2 separate regions of the Homo sapiens genome follow, and region 1 is linked to region 2. The links are chromatin loops, found by intact Hi-C in ENCODE. Cell type or tissue: PC-9. All regions are shown on one strand.

Evidence for each region. Hi-C counts contacts between places; a loop is a spot of excess contacts. Peaks named below come from ENCODE experiments on the same cell type or tissue, not always from the same donor. Only the 100,000 strongest peaks of a DNase experiment are listed, where the experiment ranks them.
Region 1: it touches region 2 in a loop (6-fold over the local background); 2 of 110 quality-filtered maps call a loop at or near these places.

Annotation. Positions count from the first base shown.
Region 1 is chr3:154,970,674-154,973,173 of GRCh38, forward strand. No RefSeq gene overlaps it. Among named protein-coding and RNA genes, the nearest start is that of MME, 110 kb to the right of the region's middle. In PC-9, no CTCF peak of the experiment used is centred here; a DNase peak (open chromatin) is centred at 1,438; H3K27ac peaks cover 1,585 bases.
Region 2 is chr3:155,268,774-155,271,273 of GRCh38, forward strand. No RefSeq gene overlaps it. Among named protein-coding and RNA genes, the nearest start is that of STRIT1, 24 kb to the right of the region's middle. In PC-9, no CTCF peak of the experiment used is centred here; DNase peaks (open chromatin) are centred at 1,488, 2,178 and 2,468; H3K4me3 peaks cover 1,992 bases; H3K27ac peaks cover 1,704 bases.

The DNA of each region.
Region 1 (2,500 bases), 300 kb before region 2:
GTCTTTTGAATAATTAATTCATGCTGCCATCCTTGAATTGAAATTAAAGCATTTTAAAGGTCTTAGGGAACTTCAGAATCCTCCCAAACCAGGGTGTTTTGAAACTGGATTGGATCTTATTTCTTTCTACAAAATGCTAAGGAGGCATCACGGCATGTAAAGCCAACTCCATCAAGAAGTCCACTTGGGCTCTGAGATGTGTGAGAAATGACACTGCACAAGAGTCCAACTGAATAGTTCGGGAAATAGGCCAAAGGATTAAAAACAGTATCATGTAAGGATTAGGAATTTAGCTTAAGACATGGCTCCCTAGTATAACGTCAACATGACTCATTCATTTTGAGTTGGCTGAAGAAATTTTAGATGCATTTTGAAAGATCATCTGGCTTTCCTCTTACAACATAGATTTGATCCTTGCACCATCCAAACCAAACAGTCTAATGCATTGAAAAATGTGCCTGAGAAGGAAAAACAGAATCATCATTACTTTTTCTTTTTCCTTTTACCTGAAACCTAGGTGTGAGGTTCTTGAGAAATTAGTCTTATTACATTGACCAAACACTAATGCTTTCTGGAAAACTTTGTTCTTCTGGAATTGCACAGAGTATACTTTTAAACATGGCATCTGCATCTTAGATGCCCTATTTTAAGTCTGATTAATCTAATCCGGGGAGGTAAATTAGGCCCTTTAGTAGTCTATTAACTTTCTCCTACCCCGAACGGAAAATTTATTAAATTATCTTTATGTGTTCCAAGAAAGCAAACTTTGAAACTGGCCAGCAAGCTTGTAAGAGCCTAATGACGATCGCGGCATGAGTTTCCATCAGCTTTTGGTGTTATTTTAATACAATCCAAATGTAGACTTAAGCTATTAGTGTGTACTCACGTTCTCTCTCTCCCTGTGCTTGTCTCTTTCTCTTCCTTAAAGTACAAACACATGCACACACTGCCACTTTCTCTTTCTCAACACACACAGGCTTGAATAATTTCTATTTATTTCTCAGTTCTACTTTCCTCTCAGAATTCCTTTCCTGACCCCCAAATCTAGGTTCAGGTGTTCCACTAATGCACTCTTACTGCAACAGCTAACTTGTCCATCTCTACACTAGTCTGCAGACAATATGACGGGGACTGTTTTTGTAATTGACCTCTGTATCCCCTGGGCCCTGGCAAAGTACCTAGTATGTGGAAAGCACTCAATACAATTTTGTTAAATAAGGAAATGAATGAGTGCATTAATCTAGCCCTTGTATGCTTAGATCTGCCAAAAGACAAAGCTACAACAAATTTATCTTAAAGATCTCAATTGGCTTTATTGCATTTTTAGAATTGGGCAACACTTCATTCCATAAAATAGAATAAGTGTTCCAATAAGCTGAGTGGAAGGGTTTGGTTTTATAGACGGAGAAGAACTGAAGAAAGCAGAAATGTAGAACAAAATGTGACTGGTCATTTCAAAGCTATTTCCCTTGTAAGGCAGGAACAGGGAAACAATAGAGAAATAACTGATTGCTTAATATCAGGTTACTTCAGGTTACCTTCCCTTTAAAGATTAAAGGCAGAGGGAACTTCATTATCCTGTAGATTGAAACCAGTCTGTTTGGGAAATTAAGCTGTTATCTCTCCTTTTGGGCTTCTCCAAAGGTTAGATAACCACTCAGTTTTGGTTTGGTAATGTGGAACCACAGCGTGAGCGACTCCGTTTTGATTTTTAGTCTGATCTGTTGGGGTCTAGTGTAGGAGTGTAGCTCAAAACAATGGCCTCCTATAATTTTTTATTTACCAGAAATAAAAGGAAATATACAAATGTAATCCATTCCTTGATGATCCTCTATCAAGAAGTAAGTCTTTAATTTCCCCAGTTAAAAAAACAATTCATCTTCCTAGAACCTCTGGAATGAACAGTTTTAGACCCCAAAGTAAAAAATACATACAGTCAAGCTAACTCTGTTTAATTAAATGTTTTCCGTAAGTATTGAAAAACAACTTTTGAGCAATGTGAATAGCTATTGTGTACAAAAGTTAGGTAGAATATAATATTATCCTTATTTTTCAGCAATTATATATTTACAATATATACTTGTTTCACAAAACAAGAGAGAAACAGGCAGATTTTTTTTACTCCCAGTTTAGTGGCTCTTCAATACAACATGCCACTAACAAAAAGGTATTAGAAAGAACCAAAAGAAAATTCAAAATTCAGAAATGGCACAAAAAGATGATCTTTGTTGTAAACAAGAAAATAACAGAAGCCAATTTCTACAAGTATGCACTAAAACATATAGGGAAAATACCTTACATCATAATTTAGTCCCTAGGACCAATTTTGAAAGTCAAAACTTCATTTTATACCTCTGCATTTCACAAGATCACATACCAAGGAACATATGAGGTCTTCAATTCTTGGGAACTAAGTCTGTGGTTTACCGCCCAAGGTCTCTCCCAGGTTTTTGTTATCACTGGCAACAGAACCACTGTTGGAAGCCCACTGCAGAATTAA
Region 2 (2,500 bases):
AACTACAATAAGCAAAAATAAGGGTTTTGAGTACATATAAATAGAAAATGTCTTTGCAAAATAAAAGAGAAATTTATTTTATAAGATCTATAAATATATTTTACTTGAATATGTTACTTCTGTTTATGCATGGGAATCTCTCCTCTAGGATTTTGTCCTCTAGGGAGTTTTCTGTGCTCTACCAGGCTTGGTAGCTCATGAGGCAATTCATTAGACATTTCAAAATTCATTGCAATTTATCTCTTTCTCCAGGCACAGAGAGAAATACAAAACTTTCTTCAAGAGGTCTTTATATTTCATATTCTAATACAGGATACACAAAGAGTAATCTTTCTCAGCTCTGACATCTGGTATATTTTTAACCATAGGCATCAATGAAACAAAAAAAAAGTTTGAGAAACAGTCAACTCACTATAATCACCTTCTCAAATATTTATATGTGCAGTTTGACAGAATGTAAGCTAAAGATTCTGGAAACTTAAAAACATGCAAGAATCTATGCCTGGTGAAATCTATGTGCCGTTACCTACCTGAACCTATTGTTTGCAGACTACTAATCGTTTATTTGAGATATCCGATCCAATTTTAATTGCCCACAACAACATCTTTAGAGTCTAAAGTTAAAACATTGACATAATGTATTCAAGAATATCATAAGGGGAAAGTGAATTAATCATACATTTGATGCATATTTATTAGTTGCCTATTTTGAACCATATTCTGTAAGTCAGGAAGATGAAAAATGAATTCACCTATAAAAAGCTTTAAATGGAATGGGCAAAATATGAATCACATACATGAAAGCATTAGTGATATGGTTTGGCTCTGTATCCCCACCCAAATCTGATCTGGAATTGTAATCCCCGTGTGTCAAGGGAGGGACCTGGTGGGAGATGACTGGATCATGGGGTGGTTCTCCCATGCTGTTCTCCTGATAGTGAAGGAGTTCTCATCAGATCCGATGGTTTAAAAGTGGCAGTTTCCCCTCCACTCTCTCTCTGTCTCTCCTGCCAACTTGTGAAGATGTGCCTTGCTTCCCCTTTGCCTTCTGCCATAATTGTAAGTTTCCTGAGGCCTCCCTGGCCATGCAAAACTGTGAGTCAATTAAACCTCTTTTCATCATAAATTACCTAGTCTCAGTAGTATCTTTATAGCAGTGTGAAAACAGACTAATACAATTAGTGACAAATTAATATTATATATTTTCATTATACTTTGTGTAATTACAAAATACAATGTAATATTATGCAATGCAATAAACTGCTAATTTTTTCTTGCAGCGATAAACAGAAAAGTGGTTAGGACTTACCAACACAAGCTGCCATGGATCATTGTCTATCTGTATCGGAAATTAATGCTTACACGTGCATATGCATTATATGTGTGTTTTTCAAATTTCTGTGATAATAATAAGTCACCTGGGGAACTGGTTTTTCTTGTAATAGGCCCTTTTAAGACATACTGAAATGAATTTGCAGAGGAACTGGATAATCTGCATTTTTAACAAATGACTCCTTTGATTCAGATTAGGCAGGTTTAGAAAACACTGCAATCTACAATGCCATGACAATATTATTATTCCCGTGTTATAGTTGAAAAAACTAAGGTTAGAGAGATTAATTAACTACTCCAAGGACTTCCAAGTTAGGAGAAAGCAATCTGACTTCCAAAACTTTTGTTCTTTTCACCGTACTAAGCTTTCTTTGTTCTCTGAGAAAATAATTAGGTGAGATGTAGAAAAATGGAAATAAAATGCTTATAGAAAAATTTATTTCTATTGCTGCTTAAAAACAATGTTATAGAAAAAAAAAACGTGAAGATGGCAGATAGGAGGCAGGACTAGCTTGCAGCTTTCACTTGGACAGGCAGAGCAGCGTGTGGAGACTCACATTGTGAACTTTTGCTCCAAGAACTACCGCAGGAGCATATCAGGAAAGCCAAGAGAATCCACAGACTCTTTGAAAGAACTGGATCACCATGGCAGGCTCCCCGAGACACCGAAAAACTGTAAGTCAGCTTGCTTTCTCAGCAGGGAGGCTCGTGGTCTAGGGCAAGTTCTCAGCCCTGGTCACCAGCTGCCTGGAAGTAGACATGGTGCTGTTGGTGGGGCACGGTGGGAGTGAGACCAGCCTTTAGGACTGTGGCTGTGTGGGAGTGGAGTGAGGCCTGTGACTGCAGCTTTCCCCCACTTCCCTGGCAACCTGTATGACTCAGCAGAGGCAGCCCTAATTCCCCTAGAAATATTACTCCTTTGGACTGGGAACAAAACCCCATCCCCCACAGCAGCCACAGCAAACCCCACCCAAGGAGACATTGAGCTCAGGCATGCCTATCCCTGCCCCAACCTGGTGGTCTTTCTCTACCGGGCCTGGTAGCCAAAGACAAAGGTCATAATCACTTGGGAGCTCTATGGCCCTGCCCATCACCTGAGAAACCTGAAGGCTTAACCAGGCCTCCCTGGGGCAAGTTTGCATCCTCCCTATGGGAATGCAGCTATGTA